Linked DNA regions of Homo sapiens: region 1 is linked to region 2. A link is a contact called in ENCODE Hi-C or POLR2A ChIA-PET data. All regions are on one chromosome and are shown on one strand. The core of a region is the stretch at or near the end of the contact, and the rest is flanking DNA. Distances in the headings are between cores, read along the strand shown. Region 1 holds the start of PSMC5 (proteasome 26S subunit, ATPase 5). Region 2 holds the start of CD79B (CD79b molecule).

Region 1 (4,481 bases), core at 345-2,844, 100 kb after region 2:
GAATAAAAACACATGAAAAAGCATTCAAAAATGGTAAACTAAACATAATACCTGCAAATGCACTTGGAATTCAGAATTGTCTTTTGTGGCTTTCCCCCATCCAATTTATATTACAGTTGACACTTGAACAACGCAGGGGGTTAGGGTGAAATTGAAAATCCATGGACCTGTCCAAAGTTAAACTACTAACAGCCTACCGTAACAGTATAACGTAACACTAACAGACTACTGTTTATGTTGTCTGTAAGGCTTACTACTGGAAGCCATACCTTACTGCTGGAAGCCTTACTGGTAACACAAACATTTGATTAACAACATAAACGGTCCTTTTTCTATGGTTTAGCGCTTTAGGCTAGGGCTCTGGGTTGCCCAATTTCTTTCATTCAGTCTCTATGGAATTAGCATTGTCCAGATCCCTCAATGATGCCCTTCCTCACATTCTCACTTCACCCTCACCCAACCTCTTGGTGATAAATTTCAACTCCTGAGCTTATGTTTCCCTTTTATAAGAATCCTTTTCATTCGGGCTTCTTCCAAAAGGGTTGACCTTTGGCTAGAGGTACCTTTACTATTAAGATTTGACTCGAAGATGTGTAACAAACTGTGAACACTAAGACCCTCAAAGAGATGGGACTGGAGGAGAACAAGAGATTGCTTACTTCTGATACATACACCCTACTAGCTAAGAAACAAACAAGAAAGGAGAAGCAGCAGCTTCTTCCACTGCACTCCCAAAGGAATTAGATGGATTTGTGGAAGTCCGTTTCCATCCCCCATCATCACCCTTCCTAGCTCCCTCTGGAGTCCGTCCTCACCTGGAGTTCTTCAATCTTGGACAGATAATATTGGCGGAGTCCGCTGCCTGCCTTCCCCTCCTCCAGCTCCATCTGAAGACACAGAGTGAGTCTTAAACGACAGGTTAAACATCCGAGGGGGTAAAGCCACTTGCAGGGCACTTTGAATAAGGCTTGACACCAGGTAGCTTTGCGTAGTAGAAAAAGTTTGGACTTCGGAGGCTCAGGATCTGGGTTCTAATCCCTCCCTCCCTTGGAACCCTCCATTTTCCCAGGACTAAAATAAAAGAATGGGAACGCCGCCTACCTCATACGACTTTTAGGAGGACCGAGAGGCGATATGATATAGACGGGGGGCGCTTTGCACTGCGTGAAGTGCTCTACAAGCCCGAGGTGTCAGTACTGACGAAGGAGCCAGCGGAACGGAGCCAAAGGACTGGCGTCCCGTCTCCTGCGACCCGTGGGCCGGCCATTCCCGCGCCCATCGCTTCCCTCACTCACTCCGCTTCTACCGCGTCTTCCTCTCCCAGCCTTGCCCTGACTCACCGAGGGCGGCGCTGACACAGCAGATCCGGTCGCAGGCAGCGTCCAGCATGGACTGGTCCAGGCACCTCCGACCCACCCGACGCTCCTGCCCCGGCCCGCTCTCCACTCAGATCACGCTCGCTCCGCACCCAGCCCCGTAACCTGCCGGGCCGCCACTGCACCCGCCATACCTGCTCTGGTCCGTCAAGCGCCATCTTCTCTCTTCAGCAGAGACCGCCGGCATCCGAGCCGTCTTGGCGCGCAAGCGCGGAAGCGGAGGATTGGGACCTGAAGACCAGGCAGAGAAGAATTCCGGGTCAATGGGCGGGGTGTGCGGCGAGACCACACTAAGGGAACCATGATGGGAGGGGCGGCTACTCGAGTTCAGGGGCTTTGGAAGGGGATGAGGAAGGAGTAGAACTCCTCCTCAGTGTTGCCTCATTGAAACTCTGTTTATAGTTCTTGTGATATGCCTTCCTAGTCTCAACTTTCAACTTACAAAACCCAAGGACAGAGTATTGAGAACAATCTAGGGCCACACTCAAAATGGCGGAAAACCTCGAGCCAGGGACGCAGGGGACGCAAGCGGAAGCGGAAGTAGTTAGCTGCATACTTGTGCGGTTCCAAGTGTGGAGAAAGCGGCTCTGGGTCTAGGTAGTGTGCGGAGAGGGGCGCGGGGTGGAATTGCTGCGGGAAGTGGGAAACTGGAAGTGGGAAACTGGAAGTGGAATCTGGTGCTCCGGAAAGAGACGTTCCCAACTTCTACTTTCTCCCCAGATTGAGGGATACTCCCCCTTTCCACCATGGGCAAGAAGGGCAAAGTTGGCAAGAGCCGACGAGACAAGTTTTATCACTTGGCGAAGGAGACGGGTGAGTCCGGATTCGCTCAGTCTGCGAGCGAGCGAGCGATCTCTGCCCGGTTCGCCTGCTCTTTGCGACCATTATGTACCTCTCCTGCAGAAGGGGTGGTCGGTTGCGAGGCCGGAGAAATCCTACTAGTGAAGCAGTTTGCGCACTTGGTTGTTTTGTCCAGGTTACCGTTCCCGATCTGCTTTCAAGCTGATCCAGCTCAATCGCCGCTTTCAGTTCCTGCAGAAAGCCCGAGCCTTGCTGGACCTGTGTGCTGCGCCAGGGGGATGGTTCGTAACACTCGCCACAGGTTGCTCCTGGTGGCCGCTTTCTGGGTTCTGAGCTGGGATGGCTTCCAGTTTCACTGCGGGAGGGGAACCCGAATCCCGGTCCTCTTGGGGGCCGTTTCCTTTCTTGATTGCAGAGAAAGGGCTTGGAATACGTGCCTATGATATGCTTTGGCCAGTACACGTAACACCAGGGATGAGAGATCAGTTGCCAAGAGGGGGAAAAGGATGGCTCTAGGTTTTTAAATTTCTGTTCCTTTTATAGGCTGCAGGTAGCTGCCAAGTTTATGCCTGTATCCAGCCTTATTGTGGGTGAGTAACGGACAGCTCTCCTTGGTGTTTTAAGGGGTGGGTGTATAAGGTATTTTGTCCTGTATTTCTCTCCTCCCTGCTTGAAGCAACCTTTTAGAATACTCTGACCTGATTTCTTCCAGGAGTGGACCTGGTTCCAATCAAGCCTCTCCCCAATGTGGTGACTCTCCAGCAGGACATCACAACAGAACGTTGTAGGCAGGTAATAGGAGTCTCTCTCTTCCTTCCCCCTTTATACGGAAACATCTACATCCCTGAAATCCTCTAAAGGCAAGTTTTTCCTTTTTACCGTGCTTTGAGCACGTTCTTGCCTGACATCTGTACGACAAGACCTATGGCATTCGTAGTGTCCACTCCAGGCTTTATTTAGAGTCAGGGATAAAGGTGTTTGGAATTGGGAGAAGGGCAGAGATCTTTAGTGAAGTCTTCTCCTGTGAATTCAGTGTCAGACTGTAATCTCCATGAAGGTAGAGACATACTGTTTTTGTTTACTATTGTATCTCCTGTGCCTGGTACTGCATTTGGCCCATGATGGGCACTCAGCAAATGACTAGATGGACAAATGGCTGAACCAGGGCCATTCCAGTGTTTCTGTTTCCATAGTTCCTTTTCTTCTCTTTAGGCCCTGAGGAAGGAGCTGAAGACCTGGAAGGTTGATGTTGTGCTCAATGATGGGGCCCCCAACGTTGGGGCTAGCTGGGTCCATGATGCTTACTCACAAGGTACAGGGAGTGTGGTGCTTGGAGATCAGGTGATGGTGGAGGTGGGCGCATGCCCTCCTGGGCTGCAGAGTGCGTCAACTAATTGTCTCTATCCTACAGCCCATTTGACACTGATGGCTCTACGTTTGGCTTGTGACTTTTTGGCCCGTGGTGGCAGCTTCATCACAAAGGTTTTCCGTTCTCGTGACTATCAGCCTCTGCTATGGATCTTTCAGCAGCTGTTCCGCCGTGTCCAGGCCACCAAGCCCCAAGCCTCTCGCCATGAATCTGCAGAGATCTTTGTAGTCTGCCAAGGTGGGCATCATTTCCTTTCTCTTGATCCAGGCTCCCAACTCCCAAAGCACACTTTTTAATATATCCTGTCATTTTTAGGATTCCTGGCCCCTGACAAGGTTGACAGTAAATTCTTTGACCCCAAATTTGCCTTTAAGGAGGTTGAAGTTCAGGCTAAGACCGTTACTGAATTGGTTACTAAGAAGAAGCCAAAGGTGTGTTTTGGGGAATGGGGTCACTCTTGGGTCCTGGAACTCTAGGGAGGTTGGGCCTGGTGGGTCCTACAGGTACCTTAGAAGGGCCTGACCAAGCTTCTCTCTTTTCCTTCCTAAGGCTGAAGGCTATGCTGAGGGTGACCTCACTCTCTATCACCGTACCTCAGTCACTGACTTCCTCCGAGCTGCCAACCCTGTTGACTTCCTCTCCAAGGCCAGCGAAGTGAGTCTCCAGCCTTGAGGGACATGAGGTAGCCCCAGAAACATGGCCTGAGGATCTCCCCTGACACCTTTCCATCCTCCCAAACAGATCATGGTAGATGATGAAGAGTTGGCACAGCATCCAGCTACCACTGAGGACATACGGGTGTGCTGTCAGGACATCAGAGTGTTGGGGCGCAAGGAGCTCAGGTATGGAGTGGGGTAGGCACGGGGGCCAGGAGCCCTGGAGGCAGGGAAAGGCCATGATGTTGGACCTCTGGGAAGAGGATATTGCTGTGCTAA
Region 2 (4,315 bases), core at 529-3,028:
GTAGGCCCCACACCACAGGGTCCAGGCAACACACCTGTGTGAGCATGCACATACACACACACACACACCCCCCACAAACACGTGTGCCCCAAGCCTTTCCCAGTTATACCCCCCAACTTTGGGGAGACACTAGCCCCAAAGTTAATGAAGGACTCTGTCGTTAGGGGCTCAGGAAGAGTATTTCCTAAACCATGAGACTCCCAGATTTTGCCCCACTCCCCCCGGGTCAGTCTCTCTCCAGCCACCCTCACCAGCATGCGGGCCCATGGGCCTCAAGCTGACCTCAGGTGATGTTTATATTTCTGAGCTGTTTATTCCATGAACTGAACATCTGACAGCTTTTCAGAGAAATGTTTTTTCATTTGGAACATCTGGAAACAAGAAAGAACATCTGGGGCTGCCCGGAACGGGCTGTTCCTCGGATGAAACCTTAACCCTCCTGCCCCTGACTTCCGTGGCTCAGGTCCTGGCCTGCACCCCTTGAGAGTGGCCCCCACCTTATCAGGTCCGAGGCCTAGGCCAAGATCTAAAGAGGGACCACCCAGACCCTCTGCCTTCCAACCATGGCATGGGAGGTGGTTCTGCTTCTCCCTAAATCCAGACAGACCTGCCCCAGCACAGACTGGAAAACGGAGGGTTGTGAGGAGAGTGAGAGGTGGACAGAGGGCACCGACGATTTAGCATCTCTTCCTCTCCTGGGGGTCGAGGATGAGAGACAAAAAAGAAGCTGCCAGGAAACATAAAATTCAGAGGGCTCAGCTGCAGGGCTGAGGTCTGCAAGCATGCTGTGTACACTTGTGCATGTTGTGCCCTGCACAAGGGCATCTCTGAAGGGGCTGCATTGGACCCAGGGGCAGGGGCGCAAAGGTGAGTTTATATCAGTTCCTGAGCACTGTGGCTCCATCCAGCACTCTGAGGACAGGCAGGATACAGCTGGAGGACCTGAGGGCTCCCCCACACCAGCTCCTGTTCCCTGCCCAAGACCCCCTGGACCTGCAGACAACAATTCAACGCACTCAGAGTCCCACAGTTAAGAACTCCCTGAAGAAGCCCCCAGTGGCTGCGTGGTGGATTTTCGCAAAGCTGTCTCCACCTACATCCACCCTGTTTGGCAGCCCCTACATACTCTTTCACAGCATGAGGAAGGGAGGCCTCTCACCAAGACCTGGACTGAATCTTCTCCCAGTGGCTGCCACACTTGACCTGCTCTTGCTCCAGAACCTCTGTGGCTCCCATCCTCCACAGGGTCAACTTCCAACATGGCTGCCTGCACTCCAGCCAAGAGGCTCTGCTCTGGGCCCCTCCAGATGCCTGACCTGGGTCTGTGGCTGCCCTGTCCTTCTTCAGTGCTCCTCTTCCCGCTGGGTGAGGAATAGTTCAGGACAGAGGAGCTAAGTTCAGGTTCATTCATAGGACAGGTGCCTATTTCGCTCACGGCCCAGGAATAGAGACTTGCCGGGCTCGGCCCTTCGGGGAGTTGGCAGACGGCAGAGGGGAGGCTGGCTGGCCCAGGGGATGACCACCGGTGGGGTAAGCACAGACAGAGGGGAGCACAGGCTTCCCCCAGAAGACTGAGAGGCCCCCCAGAGGCATCCACAGAGGACCCCAGCTGTGCTGCCCAAGCTGGGCGACCGCCAAACCTTAGCGGCCCAGCTGACAAAAGCCTGCCCTCCCCCAGGGTCCCCGGAGAGCTGGTGCCTCCCCTGGGTCCCAATTTGCATGGCAGGAAGGGGCCTGGTGAGGAAGAGGCGGGGAGGGGACAGGCTGCAGCCGGTGCAGTTACACGTTTTCCTCCAAGGAGCCTCGGACGTTGTCACGGGTTTGGGGTCGGGGACAGAGCGGTGACCATGGCCAGGCTGGCGTTGTCTCCTGTGCCCAGCCACTGGATGGTGGCGTTGCTGCTGCTGCTCTCAGGTACAGAACCCACGACGAGGCCTGTGGGGTTTGCTCTCATCTCCAGCTGTCTGGGCCCTGCGGCTCTGCCTCCTGCTTGCTCCACCCTCCTCCTCTGTCTCTCACTCTTTACCGCCTGTCTCCCTCTCATGGCCCTGGGGCCTGGGTCTGTGGGTGTCAGCTGCACGTGGTGATGGGCTCAGGAGCCTGTGGCCCCAGTTCCTCTCCTGCCTGGAGAGCATCAGGCTGAGCTGGGCATGAGGAGCAAACCAGAGTTAGCAACCAGGACCGTGGAAGAACTAGGCTCAGGAGGAAGAGAGGCTGAGGGCGGTGCCTGGGGGTCGGGAGGGGAGAGGCTGTCCCAACCGGACCCTGGAAGATGCAAGATCCAAATGTGGTCCCCTCCTCTGGGAGGTGAAAGATCCTCCGGGCTGTGACTTTCTTCCTGTCTCTCTTTAAAAAAAAAAAAAAAAAGAGAGACAGGGTGTCCCTATGTTGCCCAGGCTGGTCTCAAACTCCTGGACCCAAGCGATCCTCCTGTCTTGGCCTCTCAAAATACTGAGATTTCCCTGTCCCTCCTGTCTCATTCAGATGCCTGCTCAAAGCCACCATGAGGGTCAAAGGCAGAAAGGGGGCTGGGGGCAGGGCTTCCGGTACCCCCACCCCATATCTGTCTCCCAAGTACTGGGGGCAGGGAGGACCGAGGGGTCTTGAAGCTGCTGTCATGGAAGGAGGAAGTAGCTCCGGGAACATAGAGGGCATGCAGGGGTGGGGCAGCCCAGGCCAGAGGAGGCCCTGACTGGCCCCGCCCACTTCCTCCCACCCAGCAGCTGAGCCAGTACCAGCAGCCAGATCGGAGGACCGGTACCGGAATCCCAAAGGTCAGTAGCCTCGCCTGCCGCTTCTGAGGGCAAGTTGTGTGCGACTATGTCCTGTGTCCGACTATGGTCCCTGTCCTGGGGGCGGTCCGCCTTCCCACCCTTGCCTGATCTCCCCATCCAGGATTCCCATCCCCAGGCCTCCTTAGGATCTCCTCTGAGCCCCACCCCCAGCCCACTGTCATCCTCATCAGACACATGCCCTCCAGCCTTGGCCACTGAAGGGCTGGGCTAAACTCTGGGTCATAGCAAGGGAGCCTGGGGGTTCCTCTAGGACTCAGGCCCGGGCCTGTCTAGCTGGGAATCTGGCTGAGTCTCGGGTGAGCCCTCCAGTGCAGGGTCACTATGTGAGGGGCTCAGGGATTCCCGGGCAGTGCTCACTAAGAACAAGGCAGTCGAAGCTGGAAAGAGGGTTCTGGAACAAGAAGTGGACCCAGTCCCTGCAGGAGGGAAGAGGGGGATGATAGAGGGAAGTCATGCAGGGAGGGGGTCGACTGAGGAAGGTCTCAGTTGACAGACTAGGAATTTGGCCTTTATCCCTGGAGGAACGGGGGAGACTGAGGATTTCAAGCCTGTGCAGGGCAGCCCAGTGAAAGGAGGGGCCAGGCCTGTGGGCCTCCAGGTCCTGGGGGTGTGGCCTGGGTCAGGCTGTTGTAATGGGCATAGGAAGGAATGGCAAGGTCCCAGGGCTCTTCCAAAGGAAAATCGAAGGGGAGGTGGGGCAGTCGGGAAGAGGTGGAGTCTGAGAGCTTGGCCGTGGCTTCTCATGTGGCTCAGCCTCTCACGTGGCTCTGCTTCCCAACTCCAACCTCAGCCTCCTGCCTGTCCCACACCCTGAGAAGCAAGGACTAAGCCCAGGGAGTCTGTGCCAGCCAGGGCAGGGGCCTGCTGCTGGGGCTGGCACTCAGGAAGATGCCAAGCGGAATGCTGAGCCTGGCCTTGGCACCCACAGGTAGTGCTTGTTCGCGGATCTGGCAGAGCCCACGTTTCATAGCCAGGAAACGGGGCTTCACGGTGAAAATGCACTGCTACATGAACAGCGCCTCCGGCAATGTGAGCTGGCTCTGGAAGCAGGAGATGGACGAGAATCCCCAGCAGCTGAAGCTGGAAAAGGGCCGCATGGAAGAGTCCCAGAACGAATCTCTCGCCACCCTCACCATCCAAGGCATCCGGTTTGAGGACAATGGCATCTACTTCTGTCAGCAGAAGTGCAACAACACCTCGGAGGTCTACCAGGGCTGCGGCACAGAGCTGCGAGTCATGGGTGTGTGCCAGGTGGCTGGGACGCTCCTGTAGCTGTCCGCCCCACCCTAGCCCGGCCTGCCTCTTGTGGTGATGGTCATGGCCCTAGAGCACTCAGGAGAGCCACTGGGACCTGAGGGAGCTGCCCTTGTAGGCCTAAAAGGTGGACTGTGGCCCAGGCTCACAACCCCACCCCTGTCCCCGCAGGATTCAGCACCTTGGCACAGCTGAAGCAGAGGAACACGCTGAAGGATGGTATCATCATGATCCAGACGCTGCTGATCATCCTCTTCATCATCGTG

Evidence for each region. Hi-C counts contacts between places; a loop is a spot of excess contacts on that map. ChIA-PET counts read pairs that join two places held with the same protein, here RNA polymerase II (POLR2A). Pooled maps may share reads with other maps.
Region 1: a loop to region 2 is called in a pooled map, with 4 times the contacts of the local background. The contact joins the promoter of PSMC5 here to the promoter of CD79B in region 2. A Hi-C loop is called at or near these places in 2 of 50 pooled maps. POLR2A ChIA-PET finds 5 or more read pairs at or near these places in 3 of 52 experiments (A549, B cell and GM12878).

The regions. Positions count from the first base shown.
Region 1 is chr17:63,824,544-63,829,024 of GRCh38, reverse strand. PSMC5 (proteasome 26S subunit, ATPase 5) reads right to left here and starts at 1,594. Exons shown (of 12, transcript NM_002805.6): 1 at 1,511-1,594; 2 at 816-887. The coding sequence starts at 1,534. FTSJ3 (FtsJ RNA 2'-O-methyltransferase 3) reads left to right here and starts at 1,362. Exons shown (of 21, transcript NM_017647.4): 1 at 1,362-1,973; 2 at 2,097-2,189; 3 at 2,353-2,458; 4 at 2,721-2,767; 5 at 2,890-2,969; 6 at 3,390-3,489; 7 at 3,589-3,783; 8 at 3,862-3,977; 9 at 4,096-4,200; 10 at 4,288-4,388. The coding sequence starts at 2,123. RefSeq lists enhancers at 1,204-1,253, 1,634-1,913, 1,050-2,249.
Region 2 is chr17:63,929,794-63,934,108 of GRCh38, reverse strand. CD79B (CD79b molecule) reads left to right here and starts at 1,778. Exons shown (of 6, transcript NM_000626.4): 1 at 1,778-1,914; 2 at 2,724-2,774; 3 at 3,724-4,035; 4 at 4,221-4,315. The coding sequence starts at 1,848. RefSeq lists enhancers at 123-527, 1,102-1,151, 1,162-1,271, 1,128-1,798, 1,772-2,161 and 2 more and a silencer at 2,859-2,928.